Linked DNA regions of Homo sapiens: region 2 is linked to region 1. Evidence: chromatin loops called from intact Hi-C (ENCODE). Cell type or tissue: natural killer cell. All regions are shown on one strand. Links, peaks and the distances in the headings refer to the core of each region. The heading gives the core; the rest is flanking DNA.

Evidence for each region. Hi-C counts contacts between places; a loop is a spot of excess contacts. Peaks named below come from ENCODE experiments on the same cell type or tissue, not always from the same donor. Only the 100,000 strongest peaks of a DNase experiment are listed, where the experiment ranks them.
Region 2: a loop joins it to region 1, with 10 times the contacts of the local background. A loop is called at or near these places in 7 of 110 quality-filtered maps.

Annotation. Positions count from the first base shown.
Region 1 is chr17:61,129,714-61,145,136 of GRCh38, forward strand. All of the region lies in intron 22 of BCAS3 (BCAS3 microtubule associated cell migration factor), which reads left to right. It overlaps BCAS3-AS1 (BCAS3 antisense RNA 1), which reads right to left and starts at 6,299. Exons shown (of 6, transcript NR_186507.1): 1 at 6,154-6,299. In natural killer cell, for the core only: no CTCF peak of the experiment used is centred there; a DNase peak (open chromatin) is centred at 9,678; H3K27ac peaks cover 784 bases.
Region 2 is chr17:61,215,961-61,231,383 of GRCh38, forward strand. All of the region lies in intron 22 of BCAS3 (BCAS3 microtubule associated cell migration factor), which reads left to right. Among named protein-coding and RNA genes, the nearest start is that of BCAS3-AS1, 88 kb to the left of the region's middle. In natural killer cell, for the core only: no CTCF peak of the experiment used is centred there; DNase peaks (open chromatin) are centred at 5,841 and 6,851; H3K4me3 peaks cover 431 bases; H3K27ac peaks cover 315 bases.

The DNA.
Region 1 (15,423 bases), core at 8,639-11,138:
TCTTCAGTTTCAGAACCATTGTTTGACACCTTTAGTTCCTCCCGTGGACTTCATGTCCTTCCTTGTCCATAGTTTGGAACTTACAATCTGAGTATTCCTTCTATTGAGCTACTCTTCAAGGTCTACAGAAGCCATTTTTGTTTATAAAGCTGTAATTTCTCACAGCAGATCATTTCATTATTTCTGTCTTAATTACAGAATTTCAAAGAAAAATAAAATCCTTATCTGTACTTAACAAAGACTGCCAACACTTTTCCATAGACCACCAATGATTCTTGTTTTGTAGCTTTTTGTTTATAAAGGCAATGTTGTATTCCACAGCATCATTACACACTGCTTCTGTGACTCAGACAGCTGGCAGGTCCAAGATAGAGCATATGGATGATGCTCTAATGACATCTGTCCAGTTGTTGTAATCACATATTTGGTGGACAGCTAAAAGACCCACTTTCACCTTAACTGAGTTTATGTGACTAATTTTAAATTTACTGTAAACACTTTTTTATACGTCTCATGCTTATTAATACTTAATAATAATTCCACAAGTATTTCTCTCAATTCTAAATCCCAGAGCACCATAGAAACTGGCAAAATATCTTCCCAATTAATTATGAGAAATTCATCTGTACAATTTTCTTATTAATTCTCGTATCCAAAAGAACCACAATACAACCCAAGACCCCAATCATTAGAATAACCACAAAACCGATTCTTAATTACCTCTTGCCTGGGACACTGCAGAAGTAACCAAATCGGTCCCACAAACATAAGCCTCTCTAACCCTGCCACCTCCCCCAGTTTATGTTACGTAATATGGTGAGAATCTTCTTCCTCAAATACTTTTTATCCTGTCATCCCTGTTCTCAAGAATCTTCAGTTGTATCCCATTTTACACCAGGAAGTTCAAATGTTTGAATGGAGATTTAAAAAGTCTAGCTATGCTTCTTGTACATCCCCTCTAGGAGCACACCCACTCTAATCAAACTGACCTTTTTAGTTTAGCTGGGCTCCAACCAGTTCTGTTCTAGCTCCTGAAGTCAGCGTCAAGAAATATTGGTCTTGGCCAGGAGCGGTGCCTCACACCTGTAATCCCAGCACTTTGGGAGGCCAAGGCGGGCTGATCACTTGAGGTCGGGAGTTCGAGACAAGCCTGGCCAACATGCAAAACCCCGTCTCTGCTAAAGATATAAAAATTAGCCTGGCCTGGTGGCGGGCACCCGTAATTCCAGCTACTTGGGAGGCTGAGGTGGGAGAATCACTTGAACCTGGGAGGCGGAGGTTGCAGTGAGCCGAGATTGCGCCACTGCACTCCAGTCTGGCAGACAAAGCAAGACTCTGTCTCAAAAAGGGGGAAAAAAAAAGATGTTGGAGACCTAGGTTCTAGAGTAAACTCTGCCACTACCTAGCTAGGTTGACCTTTAACAAGTCTATTTAACTTTTTCTTAGGTTATTTCTAAGAGAGTTTCAAAATGAAAAAAAATACTATGTGTTTGTAATTTTATGATTATAATTCCATTTAAGTAAAATAACAAAAATAACACTCGTATCATAGACATTAGAGAGTTCTTACTTGGAAAGTTTCATTTCCTAATGACATCACTGAAACAGCAGGTATGACAGAGGGTTCCCTGACTTTGATAGTTTTAATTATCTTAATTTATCCTCTGTTCCTCTGCCTTGGGCTTATTAAGTTTTGAATTAGGTATGAAAATTATTAAGCCAGGGGTATAAATTACAATTCGTTAAATAAATTCATAATATATTTTATACGCTTAAAATGAAATTATATTCCAAACTCATAATTAAGTATGAACAATTTGCATTTGAGATTTTAAAATAAAGCCTAAACATCGGTCCCTTCCTTCTTCATTAATTTATTTCTCCATAAAGGCCTTTCTTCCTTGAGGTCTGTGAGCCTCCAGGCCTTTGCAGCCTGTAGTGGTCTGCACTTCTCTGTTTTTCTTTCCCTGAGAGTGCTGATTAGTGACTTGCGGTGTGGATTCTGATTTATCGCAGACCAGAGCTGCCCCTTAGGGGCTGAGCAGAAACACTCATGAAGGAGCCCTGATTAAAAAGAGTGGTAATGAAGACAAATGTTTCAGAGGGAGTTGAGAGAAAACCAGTCCTTGGCATTCCCCATAGCTCCTCTGAGCTTTTGAAAAGGAGGTAGTGGTAGCCAAAGGAAATATTTCTTCTTTGTTGTTTATTTCTCATGGCACTGGAAACATTTTTCTTTTCCTCTTGGGTGTTCTAATTCTCACTTGTTAACTGCTTTTCATGCAGGGTTGCAATTAACCCCTGGCAGATACCTCACCGTGTTCTCCTTATAGCCACTCTGTCCCCAAAGAAGTTTTTAATGCTTTGACCTATAACCATTTTAAAATTCTTCAGACTTGACACTTGCCTAATTTCTCAGATCATTAAATCACACTTCTGGTTTTTTCCAGTGATTTTTACTAAATTTGATGTTAGGTACCTATAATTACCTTCCCTTCTTCTTATTTTTACAAGACAGAATGCCAGCAGAAAAAAACAAATTCCTGTTCACTTGGTAATTTTAAACACAACCAGGTCAAAAGTTTCAAATCTAGTGTTAAGTCCGTAACTGAAGGCACCATTCCAAAACTACTTGAGTATAGGTGAGAACTTGACAGATAATTATGGTTGCTTGACCTGGGTCTTGGGGCATCTACCAAATCTTAATGGTAGTCTCACTGTCTGTGGCCATGTGAGCTATAATCTACTGCCCTGGTCAAACTTAACCAAAATTCTGTTTTCTTTCAGAAGATTCCCTAACATTGGAATAAATGGTAAGAATATAGATTGTTTGTGCCGGGCTTATACAATGGGTCTCTAAACTATATTGAGTGGTCAAAATGCCACATTCAGAATACTTAGAGAGGGAGAAAGATAAAGTGCCTTGGAAGCCGTGAAACATTCTAGGGAGCAAGAGCACACCACTGTACATGCTCCTGGTTTGTGTGCTGCAGACTGTGTTAAATGCAGAGGAGGCAAGGTGGAGAGAAGGAAAGACAAGAGAAGTGGAAGATAGAGTCCACTCCCCTATCCCCGTCAATGAGAAGAAGCTCCTTACCAGGTCTGTGTGGGTCACGGGGCAAGATCAAAGAATCCAAGCAAGGTTCATAAAATGCCACCACCCCTGATTCATGACCTGACCTACTGAAAGGTTTAACTTCCAGAGGCAGGTTGTGGTTTCTGATCCAATCAAGTGGATTCCTTTTCTTGGAGAAAGTCTCACTGTACTGAAAGAATCTTGTCAGATATCCAAGGCTAAAGGAAAATTTTAAATCTAATCCAATCAGATGAAGAAGCTGATAAAAAAGGTATAACCATTAGTGGGAGAGCAGCATTTAAAATTCTCTCTATGGCTTTTCTGGGCTTTTTACCTCTGTCTCAACCAAAACCAAAACAAAACCCCAGAACAACAACAAATGAGTTGAATGTTGCTCAGATTTGGAGTATTTGATGTTACCCCTTTCTGATGAACGTCTGAGATTAAAGATCTGCATTAAAGATGAAATAGAACACACTAAGAAAAGGGTTGGGTAAGAACTTTCACACATACTTTGTTTCTATTGAGGTTGGGTCCATCTTGAAGATCAGACTCTTCCCCAAATACAAAGGCAAGGTCAGGGTCTGAGTTAGGCTAACTGATGTCAAGTACAAGTTCTGTAGGAAAAAACAAAAATTGCTGCCACTCATCTACCAAGAGACAAAGATTTAGGCTGCTGGACTAATTGCCAAGTTTGTAAGATTACTTCAGGAGCACCCTCCAGGCTAGTAGAATTCCGTGCAAATTTCAACCATTTGACATTACTTCCCTGTTAAGTAGGGAAGAAAGACTTAGTAATTTTCAGGACTGAACCAAATTCCCCCTCAAGTATTGATACACTCTCTTCCCAGTCTGAAATACTGGCATACTGTTATTTATTTTTCCTGGCTTCAAACAGGCATATTAAGATTTCATGGATCTCTGAATCTTTCTTTGAGGATCTGGGAACACATCAGAAAAACCAGATAGAAAAGAGGGAAGAGGAAATAGGTTATTTCCTTAGCCTCCTGAAGCAAATGAATTGGAAGGGTGCTTTCTGTGACTTTCATTGGCCTGCAACTGCCTGGAATCTCAAAAAAAAAAAAAAAAAAAAAAAGGAAACCCAAAAAACCATCTTTGATTCCTTACTGTGTAATCTTTTAACAAAGTATTTTGCAAACATACTTAGCATGTGATTTTCACATATGTGTTCCAAGGAGCAATGGAGCAGAGTTGGAGAGATGAAAGCATTTGAAGACTGCAAAGTAATTTTAAATTGAGGGATGTACTAACAAAGGAGTCATATACAAAAAGGGAGGAGAGGTAGAGTTGGCCTGATGTGGAAAATAAATATTTCATATAGTCTGCTATAGTCTGGCCAGTATGAATTAAATAAAAGTCACATTCATAATGAACACTGGAGCAATTATACATCCTAAAAAGAAAGGGAAGAAATACCATTTCGTAATAAGAAGATGAGGATCAATAATAGTAGTGAACACTTGTTGATTTTTTAAAAATCAACTGTTAGGCACTGTGCTCAGACTTTATGAGCATTGTCTCATTTTTCATCGTTTTATAAATTAGGAAATTGAGGTCTTGTGAAAGTAACGTGCCTGGATTGACACAGTAAGCTGGTGGAATGAGGATTCGGAACCACGCATGTCTGACTCCAGAGCCCTCGCTTTTTACACCAGCCTCTACTATCTCCCTGTGTGACTCTGGTCAGTTAATCCATTTATAAAATGAGAGTATTGGACTGAGCAATTTCTAGATCCTTTTGGTTCTAGAATTATAGGAAAGTATTTTAAAGTCGAGAGAACTGTGTTATGGTGGGACATTTAGAGACAAACTGAAATGGTGATTGTAATGACATTTCAAGTTAATGATAGCTAGCATTGATGGAGCCTGTACTATATAATTATGTAATTATATTTACAAACACCTCATTTAACCTTCAAAACAATCCTTTTTGACATCAGTTTTTTGTTCCTAAGAAAAGTTAAGTAACATCTCCAAATCACAGAACTAGAATTATTCATGAAGAGTCAGCCACATCAAAGATCCAAAACACGGGTTTTAAGATTTCAAATGGTTAATACTCTACTTTTCTCTTAGATTGTTGTTTTGTTTTTTTTTGAAATAAAACATTTGTACAAGTCAGTAAAAGTGATATACAGTATTTCTTCAAAACTGGAATGTTATTAGAGTTCTTGCTTGAAAATAGTTCCAAATTAAACATATGAGGTTTCCAGTAGTTTGAAGACTTTAGAATCCGACTTGAGATCAAATCGGAACTGAGACAGTGAGGTCACCTAAACTGCGACGTGTGAAGTGCCCTGTTTCATGCTTCTTATAATGACATGATAAGGCCATTAGTATTATCTTTATTATAACAGATGATTATAAATGGTACAGACTTGGTTTCTTATTATCTGGTACTTTTTGTCACTTAGCCCTAATTTTCTTAATTCAAAGACATATTCTGTTAGTACTAGGGAGCAAGTTTAAGACTGACTTTGCCACACTAATCAAATTACATCAGTGTCAAGTGCTCACTAATTAACACAAAATTTATATCTGCATTAGGTAAATGTCATTTCACCACAGTGGCCTGAAATAAGCTTTTTATTCCTTTGAATTAGCATACCATTTCATTGTAAGTATTACAAACAAGCTAATGACAAAATTTAGGCCCATGTGCATTTGTTATTTAGCTGGAAATAGCCAGAAGACAGTCAGTACTTCCAAAGATCTGTAGGAAAATGCCCTGCTTCATTTTTTAACTGATCAGCTAGCTGACTTGTCACCTTGAGGTCCTGTGTGTACATCATAGAAGGGCTTAGCAGACTACTGCCACCCCCTGTCTATATGCAGCCCACGGGCTAGAACAGTTCTCACATTTTTAAATGGGAGGAAAAACATCAAAAGAAGATTTTATGAAACCTGAAAATCACATGAAATTCACATGTCAGGCTCATAAATAAGTTTTAATGCAACAGAGTCATGTCTGTTCACTTATGTATTATCTATGGCTGCTCTCCCTATGATGGCAGAGTTGAGCAGCTGTAACAGAGACCGTGCGGCCTAAAGATACTTACTGTCGGGCTGGTTACAGAAAATGTTTTCCAAACAGAAGCTGTATTCCAAATTCTTTCCTAATGTGGCATACAAAGCCTTTAGGATCTGGCTCCTGTGTGCCTCTCCTGCCGCTGCTGCTGCTGCTGCTGCTCCTGTTTCCGCTTCTGCCATGGCCACCGCCACTGCCGCCGCCTCCTCCTTCTTCCCTGCACCCCTTCGCGCCTGCCTTCCCCGCGACCGGCAGCCTGAGCTCTAACAATTCTCAACTACTAGCACCTCTTAGACTCCAAAATGCTTTGCACCTATTTAAATGTTTTCCCGTGCTCTTCCCTCTACATAAAATCATTTCTTTCCATCCTGAGTACCCATGGCAAGCTCCTATCTTCCAATATTTTTACTTAAGCATCCCCTCTTCTTCTCTGCACCTGGAGCATCTTGGACATAGCTTTGTTTCCACCTTGCATTCACCCACTAGACAGTAAGCTTTTTCAAGACAGATACTGTCTCTTCTTCATCTCTATATCTGTAGAACAGGGTTTCTCAGCGTAAGTACTGAAGGTATTTTGGACTGGACAATTCTTTGTGTGCAGCTGTTTTATGCATCATATAGGATGTTTAGCAGAACCCCTGGCCTCTACCCGTTAGATAGCAGCACGCCCCCTTCCCTCAGATGCCTCCAAATATTGCCAAATGTCCCCTTGTGGACAAAATTGTCCCATTTATTTATTGAGAGACGGAGGCTGGATGTTGTCGCCCAGGCTGGAGTGCAGTAGCGCGATCTCAGCTCACTGCAACCTCTGCCTCCCAGGTTCAAGCAATTCTTATACCTCAGCCTCCTGAGTAGCTGGGATTACAGGTGTGTGCCACCACACGCAGCTAATTTTGCATTTTTAGTAGAGATGGGGTTTTGCCATGTTGCCCAGGCTGGTCTCAAATTCCTGGCCTCAAGTGATCCACCCACCTCGGCCTCCCAAAGTCCTGAGATTACAGGTGTGAGCCACTGTGCTCAGCCAATTGTCCCCATTTAAGAACCACTACCCTGGAAACCAGCAGTAACCAGACCCTGGTGGGTGCTGAGAAAATGTTGAATTATTCAGATAGTTGATTCACATTGAATTGTATACATCAAATGTAAGAATTATGAATTACATTTCAATAAAACTTTTTTAAAAAAAGTATTGGTTTACTATTAGTTATTATTAGTGGCATTATTATGAGGTGGTTTCCATTTGTTTTCCTCAGTGGCCACCAGTGCAACTGATTTTGTCATATACTGTACTCATTGATGCCAAATATATATATCTTATTTAATGCTGACTTCAAACCTGGGAAGTTGATTTGTTTATCTCTTCTTAACTTTTTGGAAATGCAGACACAAAAAGATTCAGCAAATTGCTTAAAATCGAGGTAACTAGCAAGCATATATCAAGGGATACATGACTCGGCTTCTGTCTAGTTTCAAAGCCTGTACTCATTCCATCTGACCATGTTGCTTCCATAAGCCACATGCCAGCCACATAATGAATTTCTTGATTAGAATACAATGCATATACCTACCAAAGATAGTATGTGCATATAGCAAATATGAGCAATTTCTAAATAATGGGAGCATTATTTTTGTTCAAAATGCTAAAAACTGGGGCCAGGCGTGGTGGCACACGCCTGTAATCCCAGCACTTTGGGAGGCCAAGGTGGGCGGATCACCTGAGGTCAGGAGTTTGAGACCAGCCTGGCCAACATGATGAAACCCTGTCTCTACTAAAAATTCAAAAGTTAGCTGGGCGTGGTGGCACACGCCTGTAATCTTAGCTACTCTGGAGGCTGAGGCAGGAAAATCACTTGAACCCGGAAGGCAGAGATTGCAGAGCCAAGATTGCACCAGTGCATTCCAGCCTGGGTGACAGAGCAAGACTCCATCTCAAAAAGAAAAACAAAACAAAATGCTAAAAACTGAATTATCAGTAGAACAGCCCATGTACTCTGTGGACGGTGATGGGTTTTTGTTTTGTGGGAGTTGTTGTTTTGGTTGATTCGGTGTTTCCTTTGAGTCCACTGAGGAGCCACTGTTTTCTTCCATATCTTTAGATCCTGATATGGTAGGACATGCACAATCTATTTTGAATCATCATAAAGATTGAATTTTCAGCCTACAAAAACAAAAGAAAATTCTTAGGGCATCAGTTCTCATCTTTCAGATAGAACCTAGGACCTGTGAGGCTGGTAATCTTTGGAATAGCACTGTATGGTAAAACTTTCTGTGATAATGGAAATGTGGCGTATCTGTGCTGTCCAATATAATAGTCACATGTGGCTGCTGAGTGCTGGGAATGTGGCTGTTATAACCAAGGAACTGAAATTTTAAATTTCATTTAATTTTAATTGATTTAAATTTAAATAGTTGATGTGGCTATTGGCTATCATTTTGAATAGCACAGCTTTAGAAATCTTAGCTTTGACAAAAACCACAAACTTAAGTTTATCCCCAGCAAACATCTTAGGTGCCAGAGACGGCAGATTTGGATTGAATAAATTATCCATGTTGAGTATCTACGTGGGAACTCCTAGTTATACAGTGCAGATTCAGAGATTACTGTTGTACCTTGGCTATGTGACTTACACACAGACCAAATTACTCTGCTGGGGGTAAATTCATACTCCAGTGTTACTTCAACATTTCTGAACATCTTTTTGTAAGCAATTTTGCATTTTTTACTGACTTGATTGTTGTAGTAATTACAAAATAAATTATCCATTTAGGGGGCAGTGTTGAAGCATTGAGGAATAAAAGGATAAATGTGGTATATTTGATTGTTTTCAGTGTTTAAGAACTCTTATTGGAATAAGAGACTTACTTTATTGAAGTCTTATAATTTTTTACTAGAACATTTGTTTTTTGGCTCTTGATCCAAATGACAGCTGAATTTAGGAATTCAGCAGAAAAGTAACAATTCTTTTTGGGCATTTTTCTGATTATTTACTTGGAAATTCAGAGGATTCCATGTCTTGGAATATTTTTTTTCATACCCATAAGATTTGAATGGTGAAGATAAGAAAATTATAATAAGTTGATAGGTTTTCATCAGCAGTACATTCTTAAAAAGAAGAAAAATATTTTATTTCAAATGCTATCCTGAATTAGCTGTAATCTTCAAGTTATTTTTAAACCCACTTTATGCTTTTGCTTACATTTGTTTATTAAATCTATTAGATCTAGAAAAAATTAGAGACAGAGATGAATTTTTTATTCTTGGATTTTCAAGAATTGTTATCTTTTTATTTATACCTATTTTCCCCCTGTACTTGTATTGCTAGTGATAGAAGTTCTGAATTACGGATACATTCTTAGGCTTAAAGAGTACACATTTTTTCCCTTAGAGTTATAGATGATCTAATCTAAAAAGTTGGAGGACTTAAAAAGAAAGTGTGAAGATTTTTTTTTCTTCATTTCCTGATTTGCTTCTTTAAGGAAGTGCGAGAAGGTTAAAGATGTCTGTGATCTGGCCAAACGAGGTTCACAAATGCTGTTTTCATATTTGTGGTTTTGGTGTTTCCTCTTACACATGTGTCTTCCTTCTTCAGTTTCTCAGTCTGTCGAGAGAGCATGGCTGCACCCTGTGCATTCTGGGCACACATCATCTGGGCTCAGTGCGGGCTTTGTTTATAGCAGAAGCCATAATGTATAATGTTCAGGAGTGGGTGAGCTACCTAAGAAACTCCCTTTGAAGGATTCCTTGTGTGGACTGCTTATCAGAAAAAGTGTAAATGCTATTATTGACTGTTTCCTAGAACTCATACATGCAGTATAGTTCAGTGCGATTAAAAGTCATCATGCTACATGATGTAGGGAATATAAAAAATGAAGAAGGCATGCTCCCTGGCCCCCAGAAACTTGGAATTCAGTTGATAAAAATACAACCCTAGTGACCATAGAATAAGGCAGATGGAGTTCTCTCAGAATGCAAAGAAAGGTAAAATTTGTTGTAATGGGTGATCAGAGAAAGTTTTATGGAAAAAATGCCGTTTGAGCTAGAATTTGAGGAATACGTGGAATTTTGGCAGGAGAAGATTGAGGAAAGGGATACCTACTGTCAAGACACAAAGTGATATGACCGGGCACAGTGGCTCACGCCTGTAATCCCAGCACTTTGGGAGGCCGAGGTGGATAGATCACTTGAGGTCAGGAGTTCGAGGTCAGACTGGCCAATATAGTGAAACCCCATCTCTACTAAAAATACAAAAAATTAGCTGGGCGTGGTGGTGCATTCCTGTAAACCCAGCTACTCAGGAGGCTGAGGCAGGAGAATCACTGGAACCCAGAAGGCGGAGGTTGCAGTGAGTCAGGATCACACCACTGCACTCCAGCCTGGGTGACAGAGCAAGACTCCATCTCAAAAAAAAGGAACAGAGTCACCAAGACATACACATACTGGACCAATTTGGGAAAGTACGGAAGTTTGCTTTGAATATATAGCAAAGGATATGTGAGGGATAGCTGTGGAAGATCCAACTGTCAAGGAAGGTTAGGACCAGACTCTGAAAGTAGAGTGCTGGTGGGAGATGTGGAACAGGGGACAAGAGATGGAAGGTTTTGAGTTGGGGAAAAGTATTCTGGCAGCAGGATTGAAACATTAAAGAAAAGTAACCCTGTTAAGTGGTTATCACAATCAAACATTTACCAAGTAATCACTGCAAGTGGATTCAATTTGTAAAGTCACATAAAAGTTGCTTATCTCTCCACTTTTTTTTTTTTTCTGGAGAAACAGCACTCTGGCATTTGGCCATCTTAGTATGGCCTTTATATAACTTTGGAATGCAAAAGAAAAGAGAAAACTCTCTTTGTAAAGTCAATTAAAAGCTAATTGTTTGTGATTTTTTAAGTTAATAAATATATATTTACATAGTTTATAGTTGTTACATAAAACTTTCATGTTCTTTTCCTTATGAAATGACTCTATGACTTTGGGCACATTACAGATTGTAATGTAGTGGATTGATGGTACATGATTTAAGGGAAATCTTGTACTAATCTGCAAGTATCCTGAAAAATGTTAAGTAAGGAAAAAGCATGCCTCCCTGTGCTCTTTGTCCATTTGAGTGTTTTTTTTTTCCCCCAAAAGTATAATAGTGAAATGGGGCAGGCATGAAGCCCGTGAGAGATCATTGCTACCACTTCTACTTTTCATTATCATGTCTCTTTATCCTGATTCACCTGTACAGCGGGACTAGGCTGGTTCATTTCAACACAGTAATGAGTATTCATCCTCTGTTGCCCTAAGAACTTACACCTACTGGTTCATAAATGGTCATAAATGTTCAACATTTACGAATTTATGTTGAAGTACATAAATTCTTCAACAAGGGGCCTTTACATTCATATGTAGGGCATTTGGTTGCTTAAATATTGAAACAATTATAAAGAAGTTAAATTAGGCTGGGCATGGGGGTTCATTCCTGTAATCCCAGCATGTTGGGAGGCCAAAGTGGGAGGACCGCTTGAGACCAGGAATTTGAGACCAGTCTGGGCAACATACCAAGACTCTGTCTACAAAAAAAGTGTTAAAAGTAACCAGGTATAGTAGCAGGAGTCCATAGTCCCAGCTACTTGGGAGGCTGAGGTGGAAGGATTCCTTGAGTCCAGGAGTTCGAGACTGCAGTGAGTTATGATCACACCACAGCACTCCAGCCTGGGCGGCAGAGCGAGACCCTGTCTCAAAAAATAAAATAAAAGTTGAATCACCCACGTTTTAGATTATGAGCTTATTAAAACTTAAACAGGCTGGGCGTGGTGGCTCACACCTGTAATCCCAGCTCTTTGAGAGGCTGAGGTGGGCGGATCACGAGGTCAAGAGATCAAGACCATCCCGGCCAACATGATGAAACCCCACCTCTACTAAAAATACAAAAATTAGCTGGGCGTGGTGGCGCACGCCTGTAGTCCCAACTACTCAGGAGGCTGAGGCAGGAGAATCGCTTGAACCCAGGAGGCGGAGGTTGCAGTGAGCCGAGATCGCGCCACTGCACTCCAGCCTGGTGACAGAGCGAGACCCCACCTCAAGAAAAAAAAAAAAAAAAAAGTTAGACAATTATACAGAGATACTCAAGTTCTTGAAAGAAGTTTGTTGAGGATAAGATTTATTTAAATGGAGTAGTTTTACTCTTATTTCCACTCTCATTTTCTCCTTTTCCCCAGATATATACACCTTCTCATTTATTGGTGTTTATTACATGTAAGATTCTCTTGTTTTATTTTTTTTTAATGAGCTAAGTTTATTATTAAGGTACTTGGCTATGTACTGTATATACCTTATCTCATTAATCTTGTTGACAATCTGCTAGGTAATTGTTATTATTTCCATTTTAGAGACGAGGAGACAAAGACTTAAAAAGGTTATTTGCCCGGTTAGTAATTGGCAGAGCCAAATTTAAACCCAGATCTGTACAATTGAAGCTGATGTCTTAACTACTATAGTACAGCGGCTTTCTTGATGCTAGATGATGTGGCCCCAGTTTTGGTAATGGAGGAATACTGATCCAATCCAAAGTGGATGTTTGCATGGAGGAGTCAGAGAATTTTAAGAATGAAAGGGTACATGGAAGCCATCAGCCCTCATGTAAAACAAAAGTCCTGTGTATCTGATAAATGTTCTCTGTTTAACTAGATTTGTATAGTGCCCTGGGAGTACTAGTTAGCATTAGTAACAACATTCTGGGGCAGGGGAGGGTGGGGGAACGTATCATCAGAAAAAATGGATTTGGGGATATAGAGGTGAAGGCAGGAAGAGGCAGTCATATAGAATGATGTGCTTGGAAGATCTCTGCCTTTTCATGTACTGCATCTGACAAAAATGGATTTGATGACATCTGGGATTTGCTTCAAAATAATAGAGGAGGAGGGAAGTGGATTTGGATGTGGATGGGACGGGATTGGCCTGGTTTGATGGTTGTTGGGGTTGTATGATGGATGCATGGGTTTTATTATGTTTTTCTATTTTGATGTATGTTCAAAATTCTCCATAATAAAATGTTTTTAAAAGTTATTTGAAAGTACTGTTTCCATGATTTTATAGTGGTCAGATTATGTATATGTTTTCTTATCCAAAATTCCCTTGGTTTTTCTCAGAAGCTTTTTCTTCTAGCATTTGTTCCCTTTTAGAATCTCCCTCACCTCTCTTTCTGATTATTTATTAAAAGAACTCAATTTTTTCAGTGCTGAAGGAGAAGTTAACTATCAAATGCCCATATAGCTACAGTATTGGGATAATTTATCTAATTTTTCTTATGAGTAAGTTCTCTTTGACTTTATTTTTGAACTCAACTTGCTTGCATTGTTCTTGTTAGTAAAAAACATTGCTAGGATGTACTTAGTAATTGGAGTCAGCTGCACTTAAGACTGTTCAGCCAGACTGTTATTTTAGCCTTCACTAGTAGGGTTTTTAACACCAGTTTGACCTTACTTTGAAACATTCTCAAAATACCATACTTTAATATCAATTTATATACTTTCATATTAAGGCAGGGCCGGGTCCCTGGGGAAAAAAATAATGAAATTTTTACTTCCCACAAATGTAGAATAAAGGTAGATATTCTGATTTTGTTTTTTAAAGAAAAATAGAGGTAAAGACTTTAAAATTTTTCTTTGGTCAGGACATAATGCTTGCAAATACATTCTAAAATATAAGTGGGCCAGGCATGGTGGCTCACGCCTGTAATCCCAGCACTTTGGGAGGCTGAGGCGGGTGGATCACCTGAGGTCAGGAGTTCGAGACCAGCTGGCCAATATGGCGAGACCCCGCCTCTACTAAAAGTACAAAAATTAGCCCGGCATGGTGGCGTGTGCATGTAATCCCAGGTACTAGGGAGGCTGAGGCAGGAGAATCACTGAAACCTGGGAGGCAGAGGCTGTAGTGAGCCAAGATTGTGCCACTGCACTCTAGCCTGGGCGACAGAGCAAGACTCTGTCTCAAAAAAATAAAATAAAATAAATAAAGTATAAGTCACAGAAAGATAGGACACCTACAAATTAGGGGTGCTGGTTTCATTGGCCAGTGTGTCCTACCATTGCTTTGGGATAGAGACTGAATCCTCAGTGTGAAGCACCAAGTAGATGGTGATTATTCATGAAATCAGAAAGAATTTTTTTTCTGAAATACTAAATTCCCATAACCTATGCAAATTACATTTTAGGCAAGTAATGCTCAAATTTTCTATAAGTGTTCTGAAAATAAGTTATAAGTTTTTGTTCATTTCATAGGAGGACAGTTGACTCCTTTCTACTCTTTTTTTTGCCGTTGTCCCTATTTTTTGCCACTGGTAAACTCCTGCCTAGAGGAATGCCAGAGGCAGAATAAATTTTGGAGCATGGATTTTTTTTTTAAGGAGGGTTATAGTATCCTGAAGACTTCATTTCTTTCTCTGAAGACACAACTATCAGCAAATCCATATAAGGCAAGTGACTCCCTACCATCTCCTCCGAGTCTTCTACGTGTATGTCTAGATACTATGACAGATCCAGTGCCTGTGAAGACCTGGAACATTTCAGACAATCACACAGATGTTTTCTTATGCTATATATAGGAATTAAGCAAGTGTTTCATAATGAAGTGTCCCTCCAAGCATTCTCTATCTTCTGGTAATGCAAAAGTGTTAGACATCCAGTAAGCAGCCCTTTTTAGGCCTAAAATGTTGACTACTTTATCTCTGTTACCTTTCTGAAATGTTTGGCCTAATATTTTTTATAACATCTCTGTGAAAGTTTGAAAATTTATGATTGTTGATCCTCAATAGTCAAAAAAGTAGTCATTTAACAATACAATATTTCTCTCGTGTTCTTGAGCATGTATTTAAGTTAGCTTTAGTTAACCCTTTATTTTCTGGACTTCTTCAAGTCAGCTCTCAGAATTGTTTTTACGGGTTGCTGAGGAAGCTAAAGGTCAAAGATATTTTCTTAGTCAGTTGATTTACCTCAAAGAATTACTTCATGTAGATTAACTGAAATAATGATGCTGCTAAGATTCGCAGATTAAGATCATTATAGCATTTGAGTAGGCCCTCAGTGACAAATTGCTCTAAACCTGTTTGGCTCACCACCATAAGGTTTAAAACATAAAAATATAAAAGTGCTTAAAATTTTCTTTCTGTTTCCTTATCAGAAATATTCATTTAGACCATAACAACTGTTAGAACAAGATAACAACTCCAGGCCAGCTGTCAAATGTTTACCATTATCAAAACTCTCCCTGGAGGGAGATGCAACTTTGGCTCGCCTCACCGGCAGTAATTTAATTTTTCCT
Region 2 (15,423 bases), core at 5,503-8,002, 83 kb after region 1:
ATTCAAATATATATTTTGGTTGGTTCTCCCAGTAGTAGATCGCTGATATTTCAGAACACTCTGCTGAATATTTTATTGAAATTTTATTTTATTGAATTTTATTGCATAGATTTTATTCCATACTAATTTCCTGATAGTCATATCACTTCCTTTGGAGAGATAGCACTGTTTCAGATTAGGGGGCACAATGTGAATTTTCTATTCCCATTTCCTAAGATTAAATTTTAAGCTAGCAGGGAGATTCCTTAAAGTATCATGGGATGTCCAGAAGTTCAGGACGGCCTGAGACAGATGAGTGGATTTAGAGTGGTGTTGATGTGCGTTTGTTTATAACACAAGATGCCCCTAGTGGGATTATATCACCATTTTGTCAGATTTTTCTTAAGTCTACAAGGTACTGAAGGGGAAGCTTTTTTCTTTCAGCAGTTGGCTCTAGCTAAACCAGAAGTATAAAGTAAAAACACTTAACAGCTCAAATCGACATATCAAATTGAAACGTGTAGGATTATAGTATGTATCATTGTACCTATGAACTAAGCAAGTCAATAAGTATGTGTTTATTTTATTTTATTTTATTTTATTTTATTTTATTTATTTATTTTTGAGTTGGAGTCTTGCTCTGTCGCCCAGGCTGAAGTGCAATGGCAATCTCGGCTCACTGCAACCTCCATCTCCCGGGTTCAAGCGATTCTCCTGCCTCAGCCTCCTGAGTAGCTGGGATTACAGGCACCCGCCACCACGCCCAGCTAATTTTTGTATTTTTAGTAGAGACGGGGTTTCACCATGTTAGTCAGGCTGGTCTTGAACTCCTGACCTCAGGATCCACCCACCTCAGCCTCCCAAAGTGCTGGGATTACAGGCATGAGCCACCGTGCCCAGCCTATATGTTGATTTTATGTGACATGAGATGATTTTCAAATAGACTATTAAAATGCAGGATTTAAATGTGCATCTGCTTGAATCTAAATACCTTCATATAGGTAGTCAATCTGCAAAGTTGTTTGCCTACCATGTGTAGTTTCAAGTTAGCACTAGTTTTGGCCGGGTGGGGTGGCTGACACCTGTAATCCCAGCACTTTGGGAGGCTGAGGTGGGTGGATCACGAGGTCAGGAGATCGAGACCATCCTGGCTAACACGGTGAAACCCCGTCTCTACTAAAAAAATACAAAAAATTAGCTGGGTGTGGTGGCACACTCCTGCAGTCCCAGCTACTCAGGAGGCTGAGGCAGGAGAATCGCTTGAACCCAGGAGGCGGAGGTTGCAGTGAGCTGAGATCGTGCCACTGCACTCCAGCCTGAGTGACAGAGCAAGACTCCATCTCAAATAAATAAATAAACAAATAAAAATAAAGTTAGCACTAGTTTTAAAGTATCCTCCATTTTTTGTGATAGTGAAAATCTAGGTTCCTGAAAAGAATAGATTATTTCCCCAGCTGGATGATTTCCAGTCCTTACAATGGTTTGGAAGCATTTGGTAGGCATATAATGGCCCCACAATCGTTTTGGCTTAGTTTGGCTTGCCCCAGTAATGTAAATTATAGGAAATCTTTCTTGAACAAGATAAACAGGAACTAAGAGCAGAAATGCTTTCCCCCACCCACCTCCCCTCATGGTTATTTGGAGCTATTAAAGGAGTGGGCAAATAAATGAAGGGCATATTCCCAGGACCTAGACACTCCAAAAGTCTGCATTTTTATCCTGTTAGGTTTTCCAGACCTGATATCATTAGGCAGCTTCCTCTGACTAGTTGATTTTCTTGAGAAACATTATTCTTGATCCCGTAACATCCCACACTGCTTTGCTTCTACTCCTCTAAGCCTTTTTTCCCCTCCCTTATTAAAAGTAATTTTTTACAGAAATTCCTAGCGCCAAGCACAAAATAAACTAGAAAAGCGTCGGACTTCTCTGTAACAACAGTCTTGGTGGCTGACTTTGTTGCTCCTGTGAGAGGCCTTCATGCTTTTGAATGAGTTCTGTTACAACAGATCACTGATAATTTAGTGGACTGGTTACCACCAGAATCCTTGGGATTATCTGACCTTCTCCAAGTAGCTCTCCATTTCAGTATTGCTATGTTTACCATCTGGTTATTGTATCACAATCTCAATCCAGCCAGAACAAGAAGAACTGAGATGGTTAAAGGAAAGACTCCTAAATGTTGGGTCATGAGAGATTAAATTGGGCATCTTACAACTTGTTCCTCCTGGAGCTGACTACACTGACTTTCTCAGTCTGAAGTCCCCTCTCTACTGCCGCATTCCAAGGCTGCTGTGAGCCCATTATCACAGTGAGTAGTAGCATCCAAAGGTTAGGTAATGCCCCTTTTCCTAGCCGAAAGACTGAAGACCGAATTCTCCTAAGATTGTTGGGCTTACCTTAAATTCTTCTATTAAAATGGAAAATGCCCAAACCCCAGTCTGTCTGTCCTTAGAGCCAGGAAAAAGGACTCTGAGACGTACATGCTGTTGGCATCAGTTAAATTTCATGTTCCTAGAGGTCCTACAATCCTGTATGTAAAGCTACAGTGAGTAATTGCAACTGCATTATAATTATTTTGGTAATGACTCCCTTCCTCTCACCAAGAGGCACAGGGATGGATCTGCACAGTTGCCTGCTATGAACATTGTGGTTCAAGTAGCTGATATTTGTTGTTTAGGCAAGCAAGACATCCAGCTGATGGGCTGAACATCTCCATTCCATCCTGCTGTTTAGTTTTGTGATTAAATAGCCACTTACTCATTTCCTGTATTGTCACATAACTTTTCAGTTCTCAGTTTGCTATGAGGACAGAGACTTAGCTAGGGTTACTGCAGGTCCACATTTGCCTAGGTCCCAGCTTTACTTGTACCAGTTTAATTATCATTGCCGCTTATGTCACCCAAAAGTGTACCAGTTTGGATGATAGTCACCTTATTTATCACCCTACATTAAACATAGGAGAACCAAAAGAAAGAGCTACTAAATGGAATGATACCAGAATCTGTGCTTCTAAAGTAATTAGAATTAGCCTGTATGTCCCATTGTTTTCAACACAAGTAGTGTCACTTGAATCCAAAAAAGTGATCTCCCTCCTCATTTTCTGTTTGCTGATAAAGGATGGCTCTCTAGAATTAGGATTCTGCGCTCCGTAACTAATATTTTTATAGGAAATATGAAATGAAGTAAAGTCCAAAAGCAAACAGGTCTGTAGCCTTTTTGAGAAGTGTTCACTCTTCTTATGGGGGACGAAGGTGAGTAGATGATGGTAAAGTAGGTTGTCCTCTAAACATACAATCTCTGAGAAAGATCCTTGTCCAGAAATCCTGTGTCTCAGTGGTACCCAGCGATACCCTGGAGAGGAACATTCCAGTGATTCCTTTCTGGGCATATTTCCTAGGGAGTTTTGGGAGTCATGCAGTGATCAGGTTCAGGACTTTTGGGTCAGACTTAACATGAGTCTTCCTTTCTCACAGGTGGCCCATTGACTTGGTCTCTGTGTGCCCATATTACTGGTGCTGCCAGCTCAGGGAGTTTATGAAATTTTGATGTAGAAATTAGATTGTTGCTTATCTTGTACCTTCTTGCTCATAGTATTGACAGTACCACTGAATTGCTTGAGGCAGATAGCATCTCAGCGATCACTGTGCTATTTCAGCTTTCTGCTGCTGACAACATCAGAAGTGTTTTAACAGGGTTTTAATGGGCAGCCTCTGTAGCTCCTTGGAGGGTTGCAAATAGCTGCCGTGAGAAACCCTCTCTGCTGCTCTGGGCTGACATGCCCTCTTTTCTCATCCAGCTGCTGCTTGTTTAGATGGCCGCCTTCCTGGTGACAAGCACTTCTTATTTGGGCTGAGCAGTACTAGGACTTGAATTCCAGAGATGAGATTGTGTAACATAAAAAAGGAAAGGTCTTTTAAGGACGTTTTTTTCCCATCCTGTTTGGGGTAGGAAAAACAAGGCAGGTTATGGGGGGAGAGGAGTAGGGCAAGAAAGAGGGTCTAACCAGAAATAAGTTTGCCATTCCCACAACCTTTCAGAGGAAAATTCTGGTGTGCCGTTAAAACTAAAGTTTTCGGCCGGGCGCGGTGGCTCACGCCTGTAATCCCAGCACTTTGGGAGGTTGAGGTGGGCAGATCACACGGTCAGGAGTTTGAGACCAGCCTGGCCAATACAGTGAAATCACGTCTCTACTAATAATACAAAAATTAGCCAGGCGTGGTGGCAGGCGCCTCTAATCCCAGCTACTCAGGAGGCTGAGGCAGGAGAGTCGCTTGAATCTGGGAGGCAGAGGTTGCAGTGAGCCAAGATTGTGCCACTGCACTTCAGCCTGGGCAACAGAGTGAGACTCCATCTCAAAAAACAAACAAAAAACAAAAAAACTGAAGTTTTCTCATTTGATGGAGTCACAATAATCTATTTGGAGAATATCAGGCCCACAGCTTCTATTTTCTATTTAATAGCTTGCCCACATTTTAGAGTTTACAGTTAATTAATGCTACTTTGTCAACTTGGTTCCATTATTTGATCTTCAGATTCAACAAAGTAGCCGAATTCTCAACTAATGACTTAAAACTTCAAATTTTAGGATTAAACAGAATGGATATCCACTCCACCTGGAATTCTCTTTGCTAAAACAATGAGGTAGTTCAGTGAGGTAATACAATGACACTACATTGATTTCCCCCCTGTGGCGCCAAAGACAGTTCTTGATCTCTACACCCAGTGACAACAGGGTACTCAAAAGGGAACTAGTGGTAAGAATGGAAGAAAAAAAAAGTGGCCAAATTAACAAGGTTGTTGGTGTGATACAAGAACTTGGTCTAATCAGGAGGAGCCTCTGAGGAAAAGATGTCTGTGTTCCACCTAGAAAGTGTAGTTCGGCTGGGCGCGGTGGCTCACGCCTGTAATCCCAGCACTTTGGGAGGCCGAGGTGGGTGGATCACGAGGTCAGGAGATCGAGACCATCCTGGCCAACACGGTGAAACCCCATCTCTACTAAAAATACAAAAAATTAGCTGGGCATGGTGGCGGGCGCCTGTAGTCCCAGCTATTTGGGAGGCTGAGGCAGAAGAATGGCATGAACCCGGGAGGCAGAGCTCGCAGTGAGCCGAGATCGCACCACTGCACTCCAGCCTGGTGACAGAGTGAGACTCCGTCTCAAAAACAAAAAGAAAGTGTGGTTCATAGTAGAATCCCAGTGTTACAAAGTGTCGGTGCAGATATCAGCTGCTATAATTGTTTCTCTACATCACTTTCCCTTTCAGGGACATGGAAACAGTAGTTTGCCTGGCTCATTCTAAAGAAGATCTCAGAATACTTCCTTCTAATGTTAGAGAGAAAGAGACTTCCTTTACTTCAAGCCCTACCTACTTACAATTGGTTTTTATCATTATCACCATCCACAGTGTTGCAGGCTGCCTGAAAAAAATCTCCTATCAGACACTTAAGGCCATTTCACAGCTTCCTCTTCCCAAACCACATTGATAGCACTGGGTTATCATCTGTCCTTTAGAGATTTAAGATTCTTAACTTCTTGTCACCAGCAGAGGCATGACTTTAGCTATTAAGGGATAAATCTGATTATCACGATTGGAAGAAAAAGCCAGTACACCTCTGGGACACATTATGGCATGGATCCTTGGGAAGGCCCAAGTCTGTTTCCCCTTCACTTTCTTAGAGCTGGGCTTCTCTCCTAAAGCTGCTGTTGCTGTGTGCTCTTGGGACTGTTACCCCAACCAAGATCCTAAAAAAAGGCTTAGATGTGCCTGTGGTTGGGGTGCTCTGCAAGGCACCAAAAAAAGAAACCTGCAGAAGGCTACATACCATGAAGGAAAAAACCACAAGAATGTGGGCTACAGGAGAGTATGATGTGAAAAGCATAAACCCTAGCGTTACCCGGAATGCTAACCACCTCACTAACTAGGAAATGGGTTTGCCTGCCTCTGCCACAGTTTCCTCATTTGTAAAATGAAAATTACATTGAGAATTCTAACTTACGTCATAAGTTTGTTGGGGATTAAATAAGATAATGCAGTATGGCACAGTACCTGGCACACGGTGACGTGCTTAACAGGGGCTGATATTACTATTACTATTAAGAATACATACCTGCTGCTCACTAAGTGTACATATGATCCCTCTGTGTGTTCAAAGTGCATAATTTTAGGGAATTTGTTAACAGTCATGCCGACATAGATACAAATATAGAGAACATATAGTGGCAGAATAAATAAGCCAAGATATGAAATAATAGTGGGGAACTGTAAAGAAATGATAAAAATAAGGACTCAGCTTAAACCTTTGAAAGAAAGGGCCTCCATAGGCTTGTCAAACCATAGACTTCAATTTTGAAAACCTCTGTTCTCTTTTACAGTCGAAAAGCAAGAAACTTCGGCTTGACTAATGAGTATGGTCTTGGTGTGGTCCTTCCTTTCTGGAGGCCTCAGTTTTCTCTGGAAACTGGGAGAGGTGGAGTAGATGGTCTCCAAGGTAGCTTGTGGTCTAAAATTCTGTAAGTCTACTTAAAAAGAAAAGGACTCGTAGCATTCCTCTTTTCGCTGTTGCTCAGCGGTGTTTGCCTGAGGTACAGATGTTTCGTGGATCTCCCCTGGTACATTTTTCTGTGAAATCTCAGGCTCCTGCCTCATGTCTCTGTAGCTTAGTAATAACTGAACATGGTTAATTTGTTCTGGTTTATTGTTGATTGGGTGATTTATGTCACGTGGTATATGGGTTTTTTTTGTTTGTTTGTTTAATTTTCATTCAGCAACCAGTGGTCTTGGTCAAGGTGGGCCATGGCCACTCTGCGACTCCAGGTCGATTCGTCTGCCTGTTGGCTTTTTTGATTTTTGCTTTGAAGTTTCCTTTTGCCTCAGTCAGCTGCCTTGAATGAAATTATCTGCTGCTGCTCTGGGCTTGTGATTTCCTTTGCTTTCATGTTTGCTCCCTTTCTGAAAGATGGGGGTTGTAATTTGTTTGCTGTTTAGGAGCCAGCCCTTCAGCTTCCTTTCAGTGATAGCATCCTGCCTGCCACACTGGGCTTTTCTCCTTTTCCAGTCCGGTTGTTCCCAAAATCACTAGTTTAATTCTCTGTATTTGAAGAATGCCAATGCAATATCTCCCTTTCCTGAATCACAACTGCAGTTGGTAATTGTGGAATGCATTTCCTACAAATATTAATTTTACTTTCAATATGTGACAGGATGCAGCGCCTTTTTTTTTTTTTTTTTTTTTTTTGAGACGGAGTTTCACTCTGTTGCCCAGGCTGGAGTGCAGTGGCGCAGCTTTGGCTCACTGCAACCTCCACCTCCTGGGTTCAAGCAGTTCTCCTGCCTCAGCCCCCCAATAGCTGGGATTACAGGCATGTGCCACCACGCCTGGCTAATTTTTTTTTGTATTTAGTAGAGATGGGGTTTCACCATGTTGGTCAGGCTGGTCTCAAACTCCTGACCTCAGGTGATCTGCCTGCCTTGGCCTCCCAAAGTGCTGGGCTTACAGGTGTGAGCCACCACGCCCAGCCACAGAGCTGTTTTTTATAAATATTCAAAACATTTTAAAAGTTAATAGAAATACCTCTAATCTGGTCCTAGAGAGCTTGTAAATTGTCTGACCTGGTCATTCTCCTATCTGCCCTTGGGTACTGTCTCCATGCTCAGGCACTTTCCTATTTAATATACTACCTGCCAATAACTAGCTAAAAGATATCTTTAACCTTGAATCATTAGAAAGATATCAAGGTTCTTTTCATGATGTATGCTTTTTAAAAATTTAAAACTAGCAATTAGGATACATTTGAAAGGAAGACTGTCTTGATTTCTTGGATATTGTATAGAACAACTTGTATTTGCACCTCTGAGGGCCTTTGATGAGGTGGCCATTTAATGAAACACTCAGCTCAAGTGTTTTCAAAACAGCTGATTTACTACACTTGGATACCCTGTGGTGTGTAGAGTTGTGCCTGAAGTTGTCAACCAAGCAGCAGAGCTGGAACCCAGTTGTAGTGATCATGTCTGAAGGATGTCTGCTAAATATCATGTGCTCGCTTTTGGATAGAAGGAGGTGGGTCAGAGTGAAGTTGTTAATCTTCAATTTTTTTCAACCACCTCTAATTGAGAGTAGAAAAGCATTTGCTTTCTATCAATTTGATAGTCCCATCTTTTCTCCTATATTTGATTATAGAAAGCAGTTTTTATTTTTATGCTTTATCTTTATTATTTTCCCATTGATTTATAAGAGAAATCTTTAAGCATCTATCATGTGCATCTCTGTACCATGGATGATGGGAAGATATACAAAGTAAAGTTCTTGTTAGCAGGAAGATGGACTGAGTATATGTATGACTATAAAGTGATATCAAAAGTACAGGTGAAGTTGTGGCAACATTCAAAGGAAAGGGAAATCAGTTTCCTCTTGAAGTTCAGGAGAGATTTCATGGAAGAGGTATCATTCAAGCTGAGTTTTGTTATATGGAAATAAGAAAGGAAAGTCATCCCAGGCAGGGAGAACAGTGCTCGGAAAACAGGGTGTACATATGGGGACGAGCAGGTGGTTTGGTTTGCCCATCAGACAGTGTGGCAAGGACAGCAAAAGGAGATCCAGTCTGAGAAATAAGACTATACAGTGTAGTCCTTTGAATACTTTGCAGTGTTTCATATACATCTGGAGTCAACTGGTTTGTTGGGATTTGCATCTTGCATCCACCACTTCTTACTTCTGCAACCTCGGGCACATTCCTCATCATCTCTCTACTTCAGTTTCTTGGTCCGTGAAAACTAACAGGTGAAATGAATTCTAAGTATATGTTTCATTTAATGCAGTAAATCTAAGATATCATTATTTCAAGATTTAATCAATATAAAAATAGACTGAAGTACTTTTAGCACATTTGGCTTCAGCCTAGCCATATTTCAAGTGCTCAGTAGCCACATGTTGCTAGTGGCTACCATATTGAACTGCACAGATCTAGAACATTTGGAACCCATTCTTCTGTTCTCCTGTCTTTGGTTTTATGCACACAAAGAGAGAAACATTAGGATTGAATGCAAGCCATTTCATGTTGATAGGCATAGCTACCACTTACAGATGTTGCTGAGATGCCAGAAGTTAATCCAAATACATTTTGGTCTCAGTTGGCCACAGGAGACTTGTCAGCAGTTACATAGAATGAAAGCAATCACTGCTAGCAAGTCCATCCTTTTGGACATACAAGTATCGCTCTGCCTTTTTTTTTTTTTTTTAAAGAAATAAGACTCATCTCTCCTTTATTCTTTCCTGACCATGCCTGCCTTTGTATTCCTGACAGCCTTGAAAGGACACAGATTATGTGGTAAATATAATAATCACCCCTTTTCACATTAGACGCAGCCCTTTGAATTCCCAGCACTGATCTAATTCCAATTGCTTCTGAAGTTTACCTTTCACACTTGTGTTGGTTTTAGCCGGTGGATACTATGTCAAAGGTCATGAACTTGTACACTTCCCCTCCAAAGATTCACAGTATCAGTGCCCAGTTTGTCAAGATCTCTCTAGATTAGTTTATTTAATTTTGCTGCGGTTGGTTAATTCACAAAATCATAAGGCCTTTTTCTTCTTTCAAATGCATAGCAAGTGAGGGACAAAGAAGAAGGAAAAGGAATGGAATTCAGTTTCCTCAACATCTTAATTATCTCAGTTTTAAGTTCTTCTATAAGTGTGTCTCTGTGGATGTTGCTTTACTGCTTAAAGCGTCTAATTGAAACCAGATCCTTAAATCTCTTGGAATCAAGAAGCAGTAGTAAGCCCAGGGCATATTATCCCTACAATCCAGAAATACTTAGGTGTCTTGTATTTGATGCACGTGTAATCAGTTTACTCTCCCAGCTCCTTTTTCTACCTAAAATCTTAGTGATGTAGTACAGTGGTAAAGGGGATATTTATTCCTGTTTTAAAAGGATACAACCAAGGTAGGGAAGGCTTCGTTATTGGTGATTATTCAGAAGACCTATTTTCTTTACATATGCTATGGAAACAATACTGTTTTCCGCTACAGAATACAGTTTATGATTATACTTTTGTAAATTGCCTGCTTTTCCCCTGTCATCTGCTAATTCCAATTTGATACTGTTCTGTGTTCAAAAATACAGCATGAGCAAGCTGTAATGGTGCCTGTCGAGAGTCCCAGCTGCTTGGGGGGCTAAGGTGGGAGGATCATTTGAGCCCAGGAGTTTGAGTCCAGCCTGGGCAATATAGCAAGACCCTAGCTCTAAAAATTAAAAAATTCCTAAAATATCCACTGACCATAATAGTGTCTATCAAATGCATTTTCACATTCTTGTTATGTCCAAAATTCTCTATAAAAAATTCAGGAAATAATTGTTTTGTGATACCTAATTTTCAGGTAAGCCCAGCTGGTCTAAAAAGATTGGCAATATTTGAAACATTTAAATTATATTAACAGTTTTTCTTTTTTGTATAGTTGAAGAAAGAATTAAGACATTTCAAACTTTTGTATGGAGATCTTTGTTAAGTGGATTTTATGCTTGCTTCTTAAAATATATTGAATACACTTTGCTGTAGGACAGGGCCTAGCCCATAATAGGCATGCAGTTCTTATTGGAATTGTGTTGAACGACTCACTGCTATGAGCACCCAGTATTTACTAGATCTTAGATTTTAAGGGTTAGAATTTTTTCAGGGTGATCTTTTTTGTTCAGATGCAAAATAGCTCCAGTACTCATGTGTATTTTCTGTATTTTTTCCTTTTTTGCCATCAAAGCTGAGAACCTTATCTCTTAGAAACCTTTAATTGACTACCTAATATGTGCCAGATACCCATAGCTTTACATGGGATATCTCATTTAATCCTCACAGCAGCCATATGAGATTGCTGTTACTGTATCACATTTACGTATTAGGGAACTGAGCTTCAGAGAGAACCACATTTGTTCTGACTGCTGTCAGTTTGCCTGCCTATATCCTATAATATCCCTTTCCTTTTTAATTTGTTGCTTCTAGTCCTGAGGACCAGAAATCCAGATAAATAAAATATGCTCTGGTGGGCCTTCCTGATGGGACCCTCGAGGGAGGAGAGGATGGAGACTGGGAGAGGAGTTCCAGGTTGGGGTGTATGAGGTGGTTAACTGTGTGCAACGCCCCTTTCCCATAGGTTATGGTTACTCCATAGTTAAGCTGATGTTACGCGGTTAGCCAGAATGAACTGATTTTGGCTAGAGCCTTTTCTTGTCTAGGAATGGAGGAATTACCTGAATGAGTTCCCACAGACTGTCCTAGAGGGGCCACAGACTGCTCTGAGAAGCTAGTGCAATTTATGAGTCCTCTTCTGAAAAAAATGCAGATACTCATACATATACAATGTCGCATGTGCTTTCAGGGGTTTCAGGACCCCTCTGAAATCCATCCCTGGATCCCAGATTAAGGTAATTCATTTGGCCTCTGTGGGTGGATGTTAATCACTAATGCTGTTATAACCTAAACATGTCCCTAAGACCAGAAATTATAATTAAGAACAGAGGAACTCTAGGGACTGTAAGAAGTTTGAAACAGAAAAGGGCTTTCTTTAGCTTTTGGGAGGAATTTGTGTTTGCCCATGAATGAAGTGAAATGACCAGGTAGACAGTAGAACCAGGCCTGTGTGCTGGGGAGACCTTCTGTGCCCTAAGGCCACATGGCCGAGAGACAGGTGGGAAGCCAAGGAAGAATAAATTGGGCATAGGTCCTGTTAATTTACACCAGCCCATCAGGTTGGAGCACACTCGGGAAAGTTCTTGCTACTCCGAAGGTGATTTTTAGAATCAGAAACCTGTACTTGAGAAACATAACTTTTTGTGTTATTTATATTTTCTGTAATGATTTTCTGTTGCTCTCTGCTTGATTTTATGTAAAATTTGTACTAAGGTTAAACATTGAAAGAGAATTTTGCAAATATCTGAGCCTCTCTAAAGGGAAGAATAGGTGATGCAGTGGGGTTGGCAGCACTTTTCCTATTACTTGGGAGTGAACCCTCAGGGAAATAAAGTGCAAAGGCTTAGCCACAGGTGTAGCCATAGAATCCCTTTCCACCTGGAGACTGTCCTTTCCAATTTCCAGCACAGGTTTTGCATCTGGTTTTCCTAAGAAGGCCCCTTCCTTTACACACATTCCTGCATACTCCTGCTTCACCCTCAAGGCCCAGTAGAAACCAGCAGTAGGACCTTCCTCAATTTTCAGCAAGTAGGACTCCTTATTTGAAGGACAAGTACCTGGCTCTTAATTGAAGTCTTGAACAGTTTCAAAGATGGGAAAATTCTTTATTATTTTGCTTTGAGATTCTCCTAAGCCCCAGCTGAGAAATTATGAAGGCGACTATAGACACATCAAAATCTATTACCAGAAAAGTTGCCTTACCAGGAAACCGTAATTTATAGTGTATTTTTTTAAGGTGGGAAGGACACATGGGTATGGTGTATTTTAAAAGGATTTAAAAGCACTAAAGTATAGGCACACCTCATTTTACTGCATTTTGCTTGATTGTGCTTCACAGATGATATTGCATTTTTTACAAATTGAAGATTTGTGGCAACTGTGTTAAGTGTGTAGACATCATTTTTCTAACAGCATGTGCTCACTTCGTGTCTCTGTGTCATACTATGGTAATTGTCACCAGCTTTCAAACTTTTGCATTATTATTTTATCTGTGGTCAGTGATCTTTGACGTTACTATTGTAATCGTTTGGGGGCACCCTCAAGCTATGCCCATGTAAAACAGCAAACTTAATAAATGTTTTGCGTTCTGACTGCTCCACTGACCAGTTGTTCCTCCATCTCTCTGCCTTTCCGCAGGTCTCCTGATTCCATGAGCCACAATAATATTGAAATTGGGCCAATTAATACCCCTACAATGGCCTCTAAGTGTTCAAGTGTAAAAAAGAGGTTCGCCTCTCACTTTAAATCAAAAGCTAGAAATGATTAAGCTTAGTGAGAAAAGCATGTCAAAAGCCACGACAGGCTGAAAGCTAGTCCTCTTGCAGCAGTTAGCCGAGTTGTTAATGTAAAGGAAAAGTTCTTGAAGGGAATTAAAAGTGCCACTCCAGTGAGCACAGAAGAAAGTAAAACAGCCTTGCTTCTGAGATGGAGAAAGTTTTAGTTGTCTGGATGGCAGATAAAACCAACCACAACATTTCTCAAACTGTTGGCCTCAAGCAATCCTCTTGCCTCGGCCTCCCAAAGTGCTGGGATTACTGATGTGAGCCACCGCACCTGGCCACCACCACATTCCTTTAAGCCAAAGCCTAATCCAGAGCAAGGCCCTACCTCTTTCAATTCTATGAAGCTGAGAGAGGTGAGGAAGCTACAGAAGAAAAGTTTGAAGCTAACAGAGGTTGGTTCGTGAGGTTAAGGAAAGAAGCTATTTGCATAATATAAAAGGGCAAGATGAAGCAGCAAGTGCTGATGGAGAAGCTCCAGCCAGTTATCTAGAAGATCTAGCCAAGATCATTGATGAAGGTGGCTATGCTAAACAACAGATATCGATGTAGACAGAACAGCCTTCTATTGGAAGAAGATGCCATCTAGGACTTTCATAGCTAGAGAGGAGGAGTCAGTGCCTGGCTTCAAAGCTTCAATTGAAGGACAGGCTGATACACAATGGCAATTAAATGTCAACATTCATTTTGAAGGGGATGCTCAAACTATAGCACAGACCAATTTTCTTTGTCTAAATACAATAGTTTTCCTTCCAGGCAGCCTCAGTCCACGTTCATGAGCCACATTCTTGTGCTTCTCCATTTACATAGCTCTAATAGTAGAGGAGAGATGCTTTATGCATCCCTCTTACCCCGTCTCTAGATATGGAGCCACAACCTTGCCTGCTACCAGCTGAAAATTCTCCTGAAGCTAGGCTTTTATCTTCGAATTATAAGATAGTGTTGGCTGGGCGCGATGGCTTACGCCTGTAATCCCAGCACTTTGGGAGGCCAAGGCGGGCGGTTCACCTGAGGTCAGGAGTTCAAGACCAGCCTGGCCAATATAGCAAAATCTGGTCTCTACCGAAAATACAAAAATTAGCCGGGCGTGGTAGCACGTGCCTATAGTCCCAGCTACTCAGGAGGCTGAGCCAGGAGAATTGGTTGAACCCAGGAGGCCGAGGTTGCAGTGAGCTGAGATCATGCCACTGCACTCCAGCCTGGGTGACAGAGCGAGACTCTGTCTCAAAAAAAAGTGTGTGTATACACACACACACACACACACACACACACACACATAGTGTTGATATGTGCATATATGTATACTTTGTTTTAATATGTAAGCTATTTGTCTGCCAAATTACTTTTTTCATAAAATTTTAAGCAAAACAGCTCTCCGTGGTCCACCATTATGTACCCCCCAGAAACACTACAATAACATAACATTGATGGAGGTTATAAATTTTTTTCTCAACTTTTAGATACGGGGGCACATGTGCAGGTTTATTACATGGGCATCTTGCACTCAGGTAGTGAGCATAGCGCCCAATAGGTAGTTTTTCAACCCGTGCCCTGTCTCTCCCTCCCCCTCTAGTAGTTCAGAGTATCTATTGTTCCCATGTTTATGCCCATGGGTGCTCAATGTTTCACTCCCACTTAAAAGTGAGAACATGTGGTATTTGGTTTTCTGTCCCTGCACTAATTTGCTTAAGATAATGGCCTCCAGTTCCATCCACGTTACTACAAAGGACATGACTTCATTCTTTTATTCCATGGTGTATATCTAGCACATTTGCTCTATCCAATCTGCTCGTAGATGGGCACCAAGGTTGATTCCATGTCTTTACTATTGTGAATAGTGTGGCAGTGAACATAGGAGTGCAGGTATCTTTTTGGTATAATGATCTATTTTCCTTTGGATATATATATACCCATAATGGGATTGCTGGGTCAAATGGTAGCTCTGTTTTAAGTTCTTTGAGAACTCTCCGAACTGCTTTCCACAACGGCTGAACTAGTTTATAACAACAGTGTATAAGCATTCCCTTTTCTCTGCAGCCTCGCCAGCAGCTAGTTTTTGCCTTTTTTTTTTTTTTTTTTTTTCTAAGAGATAAGGTCTCACTATGTTCCCCAGGCTAGTCTCAAACTCCTGGACTCAAGCAATCCTCCTCCCACCTTGGCCTCCCAAAGTGCTGGGATTATAGGTGTGAGCTGCTGTACCTGACCTGACTTTTTAATAATAGCCGTTCTGACTGGTGTGAGATTATATCTGATTGTGGTTTTTGATTTGCATTTCTCAGATGAGAGTGATGATGAGCATTTTTTCATGTGTTTGTTGGTTGCTTGTAGGTCTTGTTTTGAGAAGTGTCTATTCATGTCCTTTGCCCATTTTTTAGTGTTTTTAATTTTTTGCTTGTTGATTTAAGTTTCTGAAAATAGATTCTGGATATTAGATTTTTGTCAGATGCATAGTTTGAGAATATTTTCTCTCATTCTTTAGGTTGCC